Regions from separate parts of the Mus musculus genome. Here regions 2 and 3 are each linked to region 1. A link is a loop called in an ENCODE intact Hi-C map of the cell type or tissue named here. Cell type or tissue: left cerebral cortex. All regions are shown on one strand. Links, peaks and the distances in the headings refer to the core of each region. The heading gives the core; the rest is flanking DNA.

Region 1 (5,875 bases), core at 400-5,399:
GAGAACTGCCAAGTGGCTCACCCCTTTCTCCAAAAGTCTGAGTAGTGCTCAAGAAAGGAGAAGAGTATATTGGAGGGAACCTTGTTTGTCATGAGCAACGGCCCTGAACCCAGAGGTACTCCATGAAGAAGCGGCCCACAGGGGTGGCTTTGTGGGTGCATATAAACACTTGGAGGTGACTTCCCCATTCAGTGGAGAAGTGAGTTATTTCTATACTGGATGATCGGTATTCTCAGGGAGTCTTCATGGCTACATAAGTAAGCCCCACACTGGAAAAAAAAAATAGCACTGGAAGCAGCCAAACTGAAACATGTACACTTCCATGCACAGTGTAAGGGCCAAACTACCGAACGTTCTGATTAGATTAAGCACAAGAACTCTCTAGTGCAGATTTCTAAATGTTTTACTCACATATTAAAGGATAAGTGTGAGACAAGTTTTTTTATTTATTGATGTACCCTGCGCAAGTACCCAATGGGTGAAATAGATAAGACTTTATGATATGAACAATTTTAACATATTACTCTCTTTTCGAATTCTTTCCCAGGAGTCACTGACAGGAAAGACTTCAGACATTTGACCAAAATTGATTATTTGCTAATTCTACGAAATGTGCTATCACTAGTGAGTAATCCAAAGGTATCTATCCTACACAATGCTAGACATTTGAAAATAATAACAGTAAAATGTTTACTTTTTTTAAAGTTGGGATTGAAAAAAGAGTCAGATTGTCAGCAAACCCCCAACCAATCAATAAGAAAAAATTAGAAACGTGAAATGTCATTTAAAATATTGACATTAGTGTGTGACTTGATTGGATGGAGTGTTGAACCTACATGCAATCACCCCGATGCCTACCTGTGCATATATTGTGCAAAATATCCTAGTATTAGTCTTATCTATGTTATTCTTTACTGTCAAAACACTTGTGGGGTCATAAACGTCGCATAAATGGCATGTTTATGCACATTGCACATTGGTTCTTTTTATGAATGGATGAAAACAAATGCTCCTTATCTGAGGTAATAGATGGCAAGGTACTATCATGAAAAGGTTCATTAAGTCTTGGCAACAAAAGATGAGGCAGATGGTGGTGTCTTTCAGTGCCACTCAGGGCAACTGTATCCCCAGGTCTCCTTGACATATTGTATTGGAAAAAGCCTTGGAGTGCTTTCCTTAAAGACCTGTTCTAGCTCCTTCCGAGGAACCAAGACTGCTCACCACTGAGGAATAAAATGCATGTATGTCTCTGTATTCTGGGGACTGTGCATACACAACAGATATCATACTCCCTAAGTCTAGTCCGACAAGTGTGTGCATGCAAGTGTGGCATTTACCATCAAGCGATCAGGAAGAGAAGGCAACCGGGGTTCCTTTCTTACATACAACAGTTTCATCTTTTTGATCAAGTTAGGCTTTTAAGGGGCTTATACTTGTGTGTCTCCCCCACCAGGAAGAAGCATTTCGTTAATAATCTGTCAGGGCTAACAACCCAGCCAGCTTTGTTTGTAAGTCCACTGGGCGCCATATGGCAGTTTCCAGTTCCTTTAGCAACTCAAGTCTCACTAGACTGCCACAGTGAAGCATCTCTAAAGAAGAGCTCTTGGGGAGCTGCAATGCCCAGGTCACTTACCTAGCTCCCACGGACCCAGCTCTGCTCAGCCAGCAGCTCTGGCTCCTGTGCCACAGGGGGCTGTGGGATTCCCTGCTCCCTCAGAGGACTCCTCTCTTGCAAAGGTCCCTTTTGCCAATGATGTGTCGTTGGAAATCCCCCTCCCCTCCACAGAGAGGAGGGTCTGCCCGGCTGGCTGGAGCTCCAGGCAGCTTTCCTTCCTTCTTTACATATCTCACTCCGGTTCGCAGTCTCTAGTAAAAGGGCTCACAGAAGCCGCATTGGTAAGAAGCGAAGGCATCCTTTAAAAAGAACAATAATCTTCCTCGATCGTCACCCGCCTTTCCCCGCGTGGAGCCCCCATCCCCCTGTCGCCGCCGCCGCCGCCCAGACCAGAGAGGGCTGGAGTGAAGGGGGAAAAAAAATCAAGAGGTTCTCTGCGCGCCGCACCAGCCCTGGACTTGGCGCTGGATCCCGCTGCCGGAGGAGCGGCTGTGGCCAGCGGGGGCGGCGGGTGCTCAGGGGCACTCGGTGGAGCTCGGTGGGTGTGTGTCTGTGCAGCAGCGACGCTGGCTCCGCGCGAAAAACCAGGCGGGGCGCTCCGGGCGCGGGTCCCCCGCCCCGTAGCTCTCCGGCCAGGCGCGCACACACGCCCGCGGCCACCCAGCCTCGCGCTCCGCCTTCCGCGCTCCGCGCACCCGCGGGCAGAGCGGCCGCCAGCGCCTCTCTCTGTTTCTCCTCCTCCAGCGACTCCCAGGCAATCGCAGCTCCCGGGGGTGGGTGGCGGGGATGCACCGCTGGCCCGGCACCTCCTGGGAAACGCCAGGCTCGGCCTCCCGGCGCCTGAGCTCGGCAGGAGACAGCGCCCCCGGTGCCCAGGGTGCGGCCCGGGCGCGGACGGTCGGGCGCCGCCCACACCTCGCCCGATCCTCCCTAGGCTCCTGCGGCCGCCTGGGTCCGGGCTCCACACCCACCTGTCTCTCTTGGTGGCTTGCACACGGACACACTAGGCAAGGGGTCCACAGCCCGGCGGCCACCCCACACACGCGGCCGGGGAAGCCCTGGTAAGCCCGTCGAGATGCTCCCGCAGCTTCATGGATTTCCTGGCCTTTCTCTTCCATCTGCTGTGCTCTCCTGCTGCCAGACCCCTAAGCGACCAGAACCAGTGCTCCTTGTTCCACCATGGGGAACTGGGACAAGGACATATGGCTCCTGAGGATGGGCCACGGAGTATTTTCCCACAAAAGAAGTTTCTCGGATAAAAAGGAGCCCAGGTGGAATCTGACTTCACTTCTGTATCCTCCAGCTCTATTCAGGACCATATCCAGGAGTCACTGGCCTTTCTGTGTCTGAGGCTAAAGCTGGGTAGGACTCTTTAGACACTCTGATTCTTGTTTCCCACAGGGGTGCTATGACCCCCCCAGAGTCCACCAGAGACCTGGGAGGTGAGAGATTCCCAGGACTCAAAGATGAAATGCCCCCCAGTAGAGAGAAGGAACTTATAGAGTCCACCTCCAGCAGGAAGACAGGACTTCAAATGAGGGGGGTGCCATCCCACAGTCATATCTCTGACCCATAATTGTTCCTGTCTGAAAGAATTACAGGAATGGAAATGGAGAAGAGCCTGAGGAAAATAAGGTCCAGTGACAGGCCCAAAGTGGGATCCAGCTCAAGGGGAGGTCCCAAGGCCTGACACTATTACTGAGGCTATGGAGTGCTCACACAAAGGGATCTATCTATCATGACTGCCCTCCGAAAGACCAAACAAGCAGCTGAAAGAATCAGGTGCAGATATTTGCACCCAACCAATGTACAGAAGCAGCTGACCCCTGTTGTTGAATTAGGGAAGAGTGAAAGAAGCTGAGGAGAAAGGTGATCCTGTAGGAGAACCAGCAGTCTCAATCTGGACCCCTAAGATCTCTCAACCACTGGACCACCAAACAGACAGCATACACCCGCTGATGTAAGGCCCCCAACACACATAGACTAGAGGACTGCCAGGTCTGTGTTCATTCAGAGATGAGGCACCTAACCCTCAAGAGATTGAAGGCCCCAGGGAGTTTAGAGGTCGGGTGTGGTGAGGTGTGGGGGCATCCAAGTGGAGACTGGGTGAGGTGGGGAGGAGGTGTGGGATGTGGAGCAGTTGGAGGGTGCATGGGGGTGGGGAATGGAATATGGCGTGTAAAAATAAGTTGAAAACAAAATTAAATTAAAAATAAACCTGGTTTGCTTGATTTAGTGGTCTGTTTACTGTCTGGAATTTTATGCCAAATTCCCCCTTAAAAAGAGGGCCATAAGCTGGATACCCCAGGCCCCTTCCCTACTTTGGAGTGTAATAAAAACAATAAACTTGAACAAAATTCCTGGGATCTTCAGGTTCCTGACTCAGGTACACCTTGATGGGTGGAAAATTAAGCAGTCAAAACAGTTGAGTGTCTTTCAGGAAAACACATAACTTAAAACACTCCTTCGAACAGAATTCAGGGCATGAAAATATATTCAAAGTTGGGACCCTCAACATGACTTATGGCCAAGGCTGTCTACCTATTGTGTTCAAACATATCTCATGTAGTCCTATGAGCAGGGCATGGCTGGCGTGGCCTTCCCAGTTTCACTATGTTGAACTCGTGACTCTCTTGTGCTGAGTGATCTTTTTGTGCTGTCAGACATTGCTGGATGTTATGGGAACTGGTTCTTCTAAGTCCATCATTCTCCATTAAGAAACTTGCCTTGGCTTCTCTTTCCTCTCCCTGGGACTTCTGAAGTGTGAGCACCAAGAACAGAATGCCTGGATTCTAAAACCTTTATCATTATCCTGGCCGGGACCCAAGCGCCAACTCTAAGGTCCAGGAGCTGGCAGGAAGTGCATTCCCTTGCCCCCAGCCTTTCCATAGAGTTTACACTTTTCTTCAGACAATGTGTCTCCAGAACAACCTTGAAGCCATCACTGAGCCTGCACAGCTGTGTCACTGAGTCTTTCTCTCTCTCTCTCTCTCTCTCTCTCTCTCTCTCTCTCTCTCTCTTTCTTGTTTCTTTTTTGTTTCCCCTAGATTATTCCTTACTACATCTCAGGTCCAAATTACCAAAGCCTTCTCAGGCCCATTTCTTACTCTTAACTCTTCAGTGACACCCCGTGCCCGCACCCCCTCACCCCCACATACCCTGCTCTTAGACATCCAGAGCATATTGCCCCAGCTTTTTTTTTTTTCATTTTTTATTAGGTATTTAGCTCATTTACATTTCCAATGCTATACCAAAAGTCCCCCATATCCACCCACCCCCACTCCCCTACCCACCCACTCCCCCTTTTTGGCCCTGGCGTTCCCCTGTACTGGGGCATATAAAGTTTGCGTGTCCAATGTTGCCCCAGCTTTTAAAAGAGACAAACAGGGCCTTCTGGGTTTTATGACATGTGTATCATCCTAAAGTGTGAGTTCCCCCAGGAATGATTTTAAAATCCCTCCATTGTTTTCGTGCCTTCAGTGCAACCCAATGCCCGCTATGTATTCAAAGAACTCGTATTTCACAGCTTTTTTTTTTTGTTCATTGAATGGAATCTATAAAAAATACTAAGTCTAGAAAGACATTTTAGCAGCTGTTTTGGGTACACTGAAATTCTAACCATGCAGTAAACTTTTTATATACTTAAGAGTGATTACAGAAATTCCCTTTGTTAGGCCTATATCAGAAATATTGTTTACCTTTGTGACATCTTTGGTAACCAAAGCTCAAACTTTGGTTAGATTTGAGTATGTAGACTCCATTTGCTTACTGGGAAAACGGACCTGAGCCCAACAGCAATGATTCTGTCTCCGTTATCTGGGAGATAGGTCCTAGGGCTTGGTTACCCTTCCAGTCCCAGCTGTGTGTCTGAGATACAGTATGAAGAAAGCAGTCTGAAGCTGGGAGATGGATCTGACGCTACTTACCAGGATACTCACCAGTTTATATGTTCACGGCATAGACAGAAGGAGGCACTGTGCACCATCAGTTATGGCAGGCATCTCCCAAGGCACTGTGCTGGGCTCCAATCAATGCAAAAAACTCCTGCATCCATTATCACCAGATACTTGCACCTGTACAGTGCATACATTTCCATTTGCCCCATTTGTTCTCCAAAGGAAATTGTAATACTATGTCATGGGAAAGCTGGGCATGTTCTCATATTGCTCCTTAGCTCATTTTTAATCCTTATTGAGATTTATAGAAATGTTTCTTTTGCTGATAATTCAGTTTTTTTCAGAATCATCCTATGATATGATG
Region 2 (5,875 bases), core at 226-5,225, 400 kb before region 1:
TTCTATGTTCATGTGAGGATGGAATTCAGGTATGATCAGAAGTTTTTGGAAAGAACTGCACTTTATACTGAACTTTCTTTGGTTTAAATGATTATTAGAATTCAATGACTCTTGGAACATTGGGATGTTTTAAGTCCGGAGGCTAAATACAGGTTGTGGCTGTAAGCTGACACAGGTTGACAAGCTTACAAAACAAGCACCTTTACTTGCTGAATCATCTCTCTGGACTGTTCCTAGCTTTTCTGTCTTTTGTGGTTTTTATTGTTTTGGGGATTGCTACACACCCTTGTTATCTTAAAATACCTATTTAGGAGTTTCTACCGTACTTAAGACCTTATTGTCCCAGATTAAAAAAAAAACCCACAGAAACCTTTAGATCTATAACAAGCTTTAGAGCACCACAGCTGGACAGATATCAGCCTTCTATGCTATTTTCTCTGCTTCTTGGTGGTGATGCCTGAGATATGACTTGGGCCTGTTCTGACTGGACCACTCCTACTCCATCAGGCCAGCCCTTATGGCCATGTGCTCATGATCCTCCTACCCAATGTCAACTTCCTTCTTCTTCCTCCTCACTCTTCTTGTGGTCTCTACCTGAGACCCCAAGCCCAGGAACCAATGCTTTGCCCATCAATCAGGGATAACTTGGGAAGGGGGCAGGGTTTACACAAAAATGCTGGTGTATGTGAAAATTCACTGTGTTGGGGCCACTAGGCCTTGGGATACAGAATTTAGCATTCAAATACATGGAAGCACCAGACTACCCTCTACATATTTCTATTAAAAATGCTACCCTTACTGCCTTTAGGTATGGTTGCTGTGCATCAGTAGGTGGCAGAGAGGAGAGAAGCTGTATCTAAGCTTAGTGTTGTGACCTCTGAACATCTGAATGATGAGTAGCCTAGCATTCCATGAAAATTATTGAACCTCAGATGATTACCTGTTCAATACCAGGGGCCTTAGACAGGGAAGTAGCCTGAGATAACCACAAGTCTGGCACCATTCAGGCTGGGATGGGCTCCCAGGATGAATCCAGGGCAAGAGTGAGCCCGGGACAGACAACCCTTGCAAAAGACTATTCGGGCATGCTCAGGTTAGGAACAGTTCTGAGATGACCACTAGACTAGTGCTATGGGGCCAGGAGATGGAGCTAGCCTGAATGACCACCACTTGGGTGCTGCACAGGCTTGGCAGGGGCAGACCACGTTGGAGTTGAACCCTGTCCACTTGCACTCCTGAGACCACTCCTAGAATGACCCCAGGTACTAGGAGATCCCAGGAGCCACTAAGAGGAGCAAGAAAGTGGTGGAGAAATGGAAAAGAAAGAGAAACAGAAGGGTGTGGACACAATGAAGACAGGCAGAACTGGAGACTTGAGGATAGTGGGGAATAGCTTAATCTGAGTAGCTGGTGACTGCTATCCAGGGCTCCATCTGGGTACATGACCAACAACAGCAGGAGTCGGTTACCTTCAAAGGTTAGGCAGACATCCCTAGTTTGTGACATGTTGATGATATTTGAGGACTGTGAGGAACTGGCCCTTCCCCTCAAGTGGGCATTGTGGGAGAGCTGGCCCGGCAGCATGAGAGCAGAGGAACTGATCCTCTTTCTAGCCAGCTGTACCTCACCTGGGCAGCACTGTAGAGTGGCCCTGGATTTAGGAGTTGTGGGAGAACCAGCTCTGAGGGTGTGAGAGCTAGCAAAGTGACCAGCTCAGATACCTCTCAAGCCTAGTTCCAGGGCTTTGAATTGGCCCACTCCAACATCTATCCCATCAATAAACTTCTGCGGTGCATAAAGGGACTGGTCCTACAGATCCAAAACTAGAGTATCTCCATGACACAGGGCATCAACAGGATACCCAGGAGGAGTCAAAAACAAAAAATAATATCGTTACCTCCGCAAAAAAATTTGCCTTTCCCTAAACTTCATTTTCTTCTATCTTGCTATAGTATGAATGTTTGCATTCCTCAAAAATTCCACTTTGTTAGGGGAGGAGGGAGATATGAACAAACTACATGGTATATATTTATAAATTATAATTATGAGCCCTGATTATGAACATATGCTAATAATTCAAAAGAAAAAAGTTTGTATGTTCAAATTTTGACAGCCAAGGTGATGGTATTTGAAGGATTCTTTGGAAGGCTTGGCTGCTAAGAGTGGGGCCCCATTGGGCAGGATCTGTCTCCTAATAGAAGAGACGAGAGAAACTTTAAGTAAGGACATAGGGAAAAGATACCTGTGAGCCAGGAAATACGCCAGACACAGGCTGCTCATGCCTTGATCTTGTTCTTGGCTCCCTTCATAACTGTGGGAAATAAGTGTCCATTGTTTATAAGCTACCCAGTGAACAGTACCTTGTTCTAGCAACCTGAAAAAACTAGGGCATGTCCTTTTTTCACTTTGCCTTTCTGAATTTTTCCTAAAAGACAAACATCATCAAAGCACAGTTTTTGTAGCACAATGCTACCTGTTGGGATGGGAATGGCAAGACTTCCAATGTTACATACTCATGAAAGTCTGGGTGGAAGGAAGTCGTCTCTGGAGAATCAAGATAGCATCTCAGCTTTCTAGGAGAAATAGCAACCAACCACTGGTCTGAAATGGGTAGGCTCGAATCCTGGCACTTACAGATTGATGAGAGGTTTGTGTCTTGAGCCACCTGTAATGTCCTGGATTCTAAGATGTGAATGCTTGTAGTGCTTTGTCTTGGCTGTCCTTTGAATTCAGGAATTCATTCAATGCTGTTGTCTTAAAATGGCGGAACTGAGGGTTTCTAGGGATATTGTACCCAGTCTGAAAGCAGAACAGGATCCTAACAGCTGTCTGTGTTTGAGTTTGGAAATGAATAGTTGGGTGTACCAGATGTTTTTAAAATGCAGTTTCCTGTGGGAAAGGGTCTGGATCTTACCATTATATGCGCTCCAGCCAACATTTTGAAATATTAATGAGAAACTCTGCATTCTGGAAACAAATTGATTCATCTATGACACGAGGCTTGTTCTCACCAGTAGGTGTCTCTGTTCCATCATGCTCTGGCCCAAACACAGCCAGGCTTCTCCTGGACCTACATGTTACATAAAAGGCATCTTTTCTTTAGAAATCCTATACTTTGGAGAGAAGATATAAACAACTTCTCTTTATTTATACTCACTTTGACTCTGAATTTGGCCTTGCTTCACATTGCTGGTTGCTGAAAATGTTGGAGGGTGTTTTCAAGATAAACTCCCTTTTCATTCTTTGGTACTTAAATTAGCCCAGTTGCTAAGCTTTATCTCTGTTAGATAAAACGGTGCATTTCCGAGAAAAACTGCAATAAATACAGTGTAGGCATGAAGCCCGTTCAGAAGGCCAGAATCTTCCTCCTAAACAGTTGTTTCCTCTCTGATAAAATGGAGCTTCGGGTTAGGCTACACAGGTATTCATCTAAAGCACGAATCTTTGAGAGCTGGTATTGATAACAGCAAACTATGTGGTCTTGGGCTCTAGACTAACTGGGTCCATATTTGGACTCTGCCTTTCATTCTGTTTGCTTGTCTTTGAGTAGCATCCTCAACCTGTGTGCCAGTTTCCTCATGCACAGAAGGATAATGATGATAATGCTATTATTCTGTGACAACTCCATAGAGATTAAACCTCATATGAGTTCAGGTACTCTGAACACCTCATGGTGTATATGGGTTATATATGATAGACATTGTTTGTACATATAGGATAGAGCCCCTTCCTGTTATCACTTTTGACCCAGCTGAATTAAGGCAATGAATAGTTGCTGCAACATTGAGGTGCATGCCTCCTTTACAGCTTGTCTCACTTACAAAGGTTTAATAAAATTGCCTCATGGATTTGTCCCCTGACTGAGTGATTTTGCCTGGCCCGTGTAATTTCTTAAGGGGAGAGCCAGCTGCCATCTCTTGCACTCCCAAGGAGGTTTTCTACACAGCACAACTCAAGAAATGCCTTCCACATGGAGTTGGTTACAGACTTCAGTTGCTACAAACTTAACTTCAGGAATGAGGGAAATACAATTATTCTGTGTTAAATCACAACTAAGCATGAAAGTGCACACAGCGTTTTACTACATGACCAAAGAGTCATCCTTATCTTCCAAATAAGCTTGACTGATATATAAACTAGTTAAAAGGAGAGAATTAGTAGTGACAAACACACATGCATTAGCTCACGTCAATCTCTTAAAAATACTTTTAGGTGGGTTTCATCATTAATTCCAGCCAACAGCAAGGAAGCAAAAGGACAAATGACTCATCACCACACCCAGTGCTTTGTTAATGAACGTATTCCATGTATTCTCACTACTACATGTCAGTTGATACTACTGATATTCCCAGAGAGATGCTGAACTCTGCCGGGCTGATTCCTCAGGTAGCCCTGTTAAATAAGGAATGGCTTAGAGATGCTCATCCTTTAGGGGAACAGTACTGGACAGGGCGTGGAGTCGGACGAAGGCTCAAAAGCGATGATCCCTGGGATTCCTGGTCTTATAATCTTATTATTTGTGCTTTAATAAGCACTGGTTTCTTTTCTCTCTGGCTCAAGGACCTCTCACTGGCCAAGTGAGAGGCTTGGGACTCGTTAACTATTTGTAAAGCAGAGAGAAAAAGAATTAAAATCTTTTACACAGGCAGTACACACACACACACACACACACACACACACACATTCATATACATACATACTCTGGTTGGACCTGAATACCTAGCTCATCAACTCCTCAAGTATTTATGCACACTTACATGTACACACATATGCCTACACACACATATATAGAGAAACAGACATATACATATATATGCCTCATTTGATCATAATGTACACCTGTGGCATCTTTCTTGGCTCTGACCTAGAATGAATGTTTTTCCTGGATCACAAATTTGTCCCAAGCCTATTTCTCTTTTTAGTGTAATTGTGAAAGCTCATTGTATTTCTTATTATGCAACTTTTACTTAAGATTTTATGAGGAATGGGCACATTCTATTCTTGAGTCTAGCTTTATTATATATTTCTGGCAAAACACCCTAAAACCACCCCTTAAAACTTCCTAGTATTATTTAAACCAAACCAAGAATCCTATAAAATCACTAATTCATCTAAACAGCATTAATTCATGGGAGTTCATTTTAAAGTTGATTTGTAGGAAATCTGTCCAATAGGGTGGGCTGATGCCTAAGAATCATTAGACTATGTAATAGTGATCAGCTGCAAGAAGCAATCCTGAGGTGAAGTCTCCTGGGACCTTGCCTCTCAGATTTCTCCCATTGTAGGCCATGCAGAAACAGCCACCTCCAGGAAAGTCACCTGCCAGTCTTAGCCTCTCCCAGATGGCTCCTGATACTCACACTCAAACTAGAACCAAGGAAGCACACAATTCCAGCCAGCCAAGAGCTGATGCTCAGTGTTTGGGTGCCAGGTGCTGCGGGGAGGGGCATCCTGATTGACAGAAAGAGTACTCGGCTTGGGCTGTGGTATATTTTGGTCAATGCTTATAGTAGACTTTTCTTTAATCATGGCTAGGTAAAAGTGCTTGCTATGAAGTCTGATGACCTGAGTTTGATTCTGTAGATCTAAATAATGGAGTTGAGAACCAACTTCCATAAGTTGTCTTCTGACCTCTACACACATACAGTGGCATGTGTACCTCTTCCTACTAAAATAAATAAGTAGGTAAATAAATAAATAAATAAATAAGAAAGCAAATCACTTGGTACCTCGGTTTATTAATCTGTTCAATGTCATTTTGAAGTAAAAGATTTGTATGGTGTGTGCATGTGTGTGTGTTTGTTTGTTTCACCTCAGTTGTGAGTTTAGTTGGAATAAAGCTTGTTAGTCTGAGGGTAAATAAAGATCCTAACAC
Region 3 (5,875 bases), core at 226-5,225, 320 kb before region 1:
ACAGGCAAAAAATCACAGGCAGAAAATTTAAAAGAAAACAGATGTTGGAATTGTGACAAAACTGAAATCACATTATGTATGGGACATTATTTCAGGACATAGTACAAATGGTCGATACGTACAGGAAGAGATGCTTGGCCTCATTCAGTGGGAAATGCAAATAAAATACTATATAATTTTACTTTATTCCCATTAAAATGGGTAATAACCAGAAAATACAAAATACATAGTGTGATGGGTGTAAAGAATTTGAAATCTTGTGCATAGTTAGAGGGAACATAAAATGGTACAGCTAGCATGGAAAACAGAGAATTCTCCAAGTCCCTAAACAAAAGTCAGTATAAAACCCAGCCATTCTACTTCCAGTTCTCTTTCTCAAAGATCAAAAGCAGTATCGTGAATGGTAAAAAACATCCTTCACAACAGTAGAGAAGTTGAAACAACATGGTGTCTCTAGAAGGATCAATGGCAGCACAAACTGTGGCAATATGGATAATGAAATATTATTTAAAGGAGAGGAAATCTGGGTCGTGTTTCTAAGATAAGACACTAACTAAGATAGTTATAGGGCAGCTATTGATTGATACGAGGTCCTGGGAATACTAAACACCACAGGCTAAAAGCAGTATGAGCAGTATGGGGATTTAGTGTGCTCAGAGTTCAGAGCTTCAGTCTTGGAAAATGAAAATGACCTGGGGATGAAAGTGGGTGATGATCATGAAATGATGTGAATACACTTCATATCACAAGACTTAGCTCTTAACAATGTGCCCAGAAAATGGCACACATGATGCTATATGTAGTTTACTACAGCAAAATATAAAAGAACTCAGAGTGTAGAAGGGAGAAAGGGCTGTAAGGGGGCTCTTTAGAGGAAGCTTGGCAGGGAGGAGTCTTACCCACTCTCTTTCCAGGTGGGGCTGTCACCTCACCTACTGCCAGTCTGAAGCTAGTTCCAGATGTGAGCCTCCCAGTAAGACTTATCTTTGAAAATGGGATCTATGCATCGATATATCTAGACTAAGAAAGACTGGATACTTCAGATTTATGGTCATGACTGCTGTTTTGGAATGAGTCTGAATGTGCAGTTTTGAGGGAAGAAAGAATGTGAGGGCACCTGTAGGCCAGGCAGAAAGGAGTCATCATTAGATTTTTAAAGATATCACAAAAGAGGCATATTTCAGGGGCAGGAGAACCAAACAAGAATAGTATGGAGCATACTTAGAGATGGGGGAGTTGGGAGCAGGGAGCCAGCAGTGACCACTGGGCTACTGCAGGAGAGCCAGGGCAGTGCAGGGGAAGAACCTAGCAGTGGCACAGGACAGGAGAGTCATCTTTTACACATGTGCCCGACTAGAGCACAGGAGCCAGATACTGGCAAAGGGGGACAAACAGAAGGTGCCCAAAGCAAGGCAAACCGTGAGAGCCAGAGAGCCGGCCTTCTAATGGGTGCCAACTCTTGTACAATGATGGTGATTGCTCATTTAATGTTTCTGTTCCCTTGTTGCTGGGCAATGGTGGCACATGTCTATAATTCTAGCCCATGGGAGACTTAGGCAGAAGGATATCTGTGCATCCAAGGGCAGCCTAGGCTACTTAGTGTGTTTCAAGTAAGCCTGAATGAGACTCTGCTTTAAACAAAGTAAGACACAAATGTAAAACAACAACAACAACAGCAACAACAACAACAACAACAACAACAACAACAAAACATGAACCAACAAATAAAGTTTGTCTTTGTCATAGAGCAACTGTCTCTGAGTGGAGAGAAAAATGCTTGTGTCTGTGGAGTGGAAGACTATAGCTGAGGTTTCTATAGTGCCAAGGAATGGAGGAGATAGAAATAAGTGATTGTGAAAAAAATTAAAGATTATTATTATTATTATTATTATCATCATTATCATTATTATTATGTGTCTGTGTATGTATCTATGTGGAGTAAGTGTATGATAGTGCCTGTCTTCAGAAGCCAGGATATTGGACACCCTGGAGCTGGAGTTATAGGTGGTTGTGTGTTATTCTGTATGGGTGCTGAGAACTGAACTCTGCTCTTTCGCAGTCACTGAGCCATCTCTCCAGCTCCCAAGAGTACATTTTTATCACACAACCAGTCATGCTTGTTGGGCATACCACCTTCAAGCTCAGGGTTTCCAGGTCCTTGAAGAGCCAATATAGGCTTCCCTGGAACTCCTTTCAGGTGAAAGCAAAGTCCATGGCCTCTAGGGTGGTGCTGGCTTTTCATCCGTTTCAGTGGTAGCACTTGTAATGATCCCATGATTTCTTCAGTTGTAAAATGGAGTTAATAATGTTACCTGCCACCTAGGTGGCTTTTGCATTACATGAGAGAATGAAACTCATGTATAGAACCTGGGCTTCTATATATGGGCTTTGATTTATTGTTATTATGGGTAGAAAATTTACAGAAAATTTGCCTTTTGAGGATTCGTTTTTCCCACAAAGAATGCTGTGTCTTCTCTATGAGATCTTGGAAACTGGCATTTGACAAGGAGCATGTAGCAGCAGAGTGTCATAGGTATCAAAGTCTCAACTCAATTTAGCTCAGATAAAGATTAATGAAAAGTCTGCCCTGAGCAGTGCCCTTGGCAGAGTCCATTTGGGAGCCAGTATCTGTGCAAAGACTCCAAAAGCACACAGAAACTCCCTTCCAGTCGAGATTTGCTGCATAAAGCCTTTACCATGGCAACAGGGAAACACTTGCAGAGCCCTGCAGCTGACACTGGGAAAAACATCACCTATTCTCAAGGTACCGAAAATTGCACAGCGTGACTCAGAGTGGCTTCCTCAGTCTGGTTATTGGCTGGGCTATATAAGTGCTGAGCAAATACAGGGCATTAAAGGTGGGTAGGATCTGGGAGGAGTGGGTAATCATGATCAGAATAGATTGTATGAGAAAAATTATTTTCAAATGTGTGTGTGCTTCTACGCTACAAACGACCTTAAGAAGGAGGGGATGTGAAAGTAAAAAGAGCTACATGTGTCTGATTCTCAGAAAGATAATGAGGTCAGGGTTAGAGTAAAGGCTACGATGACAACTCTCGTGAAGTGATAGTCTTTGCATGGTCAAGAAAATAAAGTGGGGGCACTTGATTTAGATGACAGGAAAGAGATGGGTCTCAGACAGAGCTCAGCAAAGATGACCCCAGACACACAGACAAGCCAGATGTTAGAGAAGTAGGAGGGTACCCTGTCCTCTGTCTGTGTGTGTGTCTGTGTGTGTGTGCGTGCGCGCACACATGGGTGCTCATGATCCATGGTATTTGTGTCAAGGTTGGAGGACAGCTTTCAGGACTCACTTCTCTCCTCCAGCAAGTGAGTCTCAGGATTTGAACTCAGGTTGGCAGTCTTGGAAGCAAGTGCTTTATTTAACCTGCTGAGACATCTTGCTGGCCCCATTCATGTGTTTTAAAGGATGGGTGAAAATGTGATTTGTAATTACTTACAGAGATCATGAAGCCTGCTGTTGGAGACTAGCCCAGGTAGGAGGTTAAGAGCGAGCAGAAAGAGATTGAGATATGGGAGTGGAGTGCTGAATCATGATGGTGGACCAGGGGTGCAAAGCAGAGAGAAGAAGGTGAGGGGAGCTGACCACTTACTTTTGTGAGGTCAAGAGAGCTCACTCCATACTTAGGTCAACAGTCCACAGCACATGAGCCGTGGACAGCACTGACTCAGACTTCCTCCCCGCTCTTGTTTCTGTGCCTCATCTTTGCAGTTAGATTGCTACACAGCTCAGCACAGAAATGCCAAGTATATGTCATGTTTGAGGCCTTGGCTCTTCTGTCACAGAAGGGAGGAAACATATTTCAGACACACAGCTAACTGCAGGGCCTCCTCAAGTGCCAGAGCTGCAAAGGTGTGTGTCTTGTGGAAGGACTAGCTGGTCTTTTCACACATTCCAAGAGATATTTTAATCCTCCACTTTAAATCGCTAATTCCAGAGGAGAGACTCTCAAATGACTTGCTATCACCAGAGGGTTTTGTGATGGAAAGTCCCTGAGAAGAACTACACTTTCCACCTTACCTCCCTCGAAGTAGATTCATTTGATTAGAAATTCAGTAACATGGAGATGTTGAAAAGTTCAAGTCCAGAGCCAGTTTCCCTTGGGATATCATGAGCCCTCTTAATAGTCATTCATTTCCTTCCCCTGTTCCATCTATGTAACTACCATCTATCATCTACCTATTTATATCTTTTCTTTAACCTGACTCCCCTCCCTTCTCTTTTATCTTTGTTGCAAGTAAACAAACTAAACAGCAACAAAATCATCCTTTCTGTAACTGTCTACAGTAAGTAAATTAACCAGCATTACTTTTTTAAATTACTATCAACTTTTTAAAAAGTTTGCACAGTTAAGACTTAATATGTATAGCTCGATGAGTATATATACTGGGTTCAATGTATATGTGTGTTGCTCAGTGAGTATGTATGGATGTGCATATGTGTACATGTGTGTGCCTCAATAAGTGTGCATGGATGTGTATGTATGTGTGTACTGGGCTCAATGAGTGTATACTTGTATGTATATATGCATATATGTGGTCAATGAGTGTGCCTGTATGTGTAATGTCCATGTGTATGAATGGACTGAATGAGTATGTAAATACACATGTATGTGTGTATGCATGAGGTTCAATGAGTGTACATGTATATACATATGCATATATGTATATGGCTCAGTGAGTGTATATGTGTACTTGTTCACTGAACAGTTAATATAGTGATGTGTAGGACTGTATTTAAAATGAATATGGTAGAAAATAACTTTTAGTTGAAATTCTTTTAAAAATGCTAATGATCCTTTCACATCTTGTCGTGTTCCCAGCTCTGGTTACCACACTGCACAGTAGAAATAGGGTCAGGGCAGCCAAGGGCCAGGCCAAGGCCTCTGGATCAAAGGACTGTAGCAGGGTCATGGCTTAGGTTATCACATCCAATCTGATGTTTCTCCCCTTTCCACTCCTGTATAAAGCTTATTTACTTAAGTGTCTGAACACTGGCAGAATAATGCCAGGCTAATAACTAGAAATATTAATAAATACTATGCTTTTAATAATTTTAAAACACAGATGAAAAGACTTAGCAGCTAAACTCAGAGATTCTTCTACCATCTGTTCTGGCACACAGGTCATGGATTAACATGTGACCATGTGAGGAAAGCCAACAGTGTTTCAGATAACCCATAACAGTCTGGAGGCTTTTATTTTGTCAGTTAGATAATGATTTGGGGGAGAGAATTTCTCATTTAAATGTTAAATAAGAAAAAATTTCTCAATTCATGAGAAGCACCATAATAAAACCTTAGTAGATTTTAGTAAAGAGATAGGAAAAAAAATCTTTTTGACTTGTATAAAAAGGCTGAATAAGAACAGAAATGGACATAATAGAAGGAGAAAGAGAGCGAGAGTCTTGCAGGAAGGAGATAATATTGAAAATAAACTTCCTAAATCAATGAACTTTTTAAAAAGGGACAATTCTGCATGACTAACTTAGAATGGAAAACATGAATTTTCTTATGAAATGATGTGTATTCATAGAACAGCTGCATAGTTTTCCTATTGGCATTATCCTAGTCAACACAGACAATCAGGACTATACCCACAGAACCGAAAGGGAGAGCTCAGCTGTGGGGAATTCTGCAGTAGCTTGGTAAGAGGGTTTCTTGCAGAGTTTGTGTGCAGAATTCTTGCAGCATTCTGAGGAGTTAAGGAGCGCCGGGCCAATCTCTGGACTGGATGCTGTAGCTGAGGCAGGATGAATAGAAATTGGGACTAGCTCTGAGATATTTGCTGCTTTTAAGTGAGAGTAGTTTAGTAACTGGGTATCTACATAAATCTCTTTTTCAGGAAACAGAGG

Evidence for each region. Hi-C counts contacts between places; a loop is a spot of excess contacts. Peaks named below come from ENCODE experiments on the same cell type or tissue, not always from the same donor. Only the 100,000 strongest peaks of a DNase experiment are listed, where the experiment ranks them.
Region 2: a loop joins it to region 1, with 2.2 times the contacts of the local background. A loop is called at or near these places in 2 of 42 quality-filtered maps.
Region 3: a loop joins it to region 1, with 2.4 times the contacts of the local background. A loop is called at or near these places in 5 of 42 quality-filtered maps.

Annotation. Positions count from the first base shown.
Region 1 is chr1:15,283,243-15,289,117 of GRCm38, reverse strand. Kcnb2 (potassium voltage gated channel, Shab-related subfamily, member 2) reads right to left here and starts at 2,193. Exons shown (of 3, transcript NM_001098528.3): 1 at 1,634-2,193. In left cerebral cortex, for the core only: a CTCF peak has its summit at 2,481; DNase peaks (open chromatin) are centred at 1,366, 1,576 and 2,366; H3K4me3 peaks cover 2,657 bases; H3K27ac peaks cover 1,724 bases.
Region 2 is chr1:15,680,969-15,686,843 of GRCm38, reverse strand. The region is part of intron 2 of Kcnb2 (potassium voltage gated channel, Shab-related subfamily, member 2); the gene reads right to left. It also overlaps the pseudogene Gm25227. Among named protein-coding and RNA genes, the nearest start is that of Gm51617, 66 kb to the right of the region's middle. In left cerebral cortex, for the core only: a CTCF peak has its summit at 3,013; a DNase peak (open chromatin) is centred at 3,087; H3K27ac peaks cover 638 bases.
Region 3 is chr1:15,607,515-15,613,389 of GRCm38, reverse strand. The region is part of intron 2 of Kcnb2 (potassium voltage gated channel, Shab-related subfamily, member 2); the gene reads right to left. It overlaps Gm51617 (a long non-coding RNA gene), which reads left to right. Exons shown (of 4, transcript XR_003947747.1): 1 at 1-5,875. Among named protein-coding and RNA genes, the nearest start is that of Gm51617, 7.4 kb to the left of the region's middle. In left cerebral cortex, for the core only: no CTCF peak of the experiment used is centred there; a DNase peak (open chromatin) is centred at 2,714.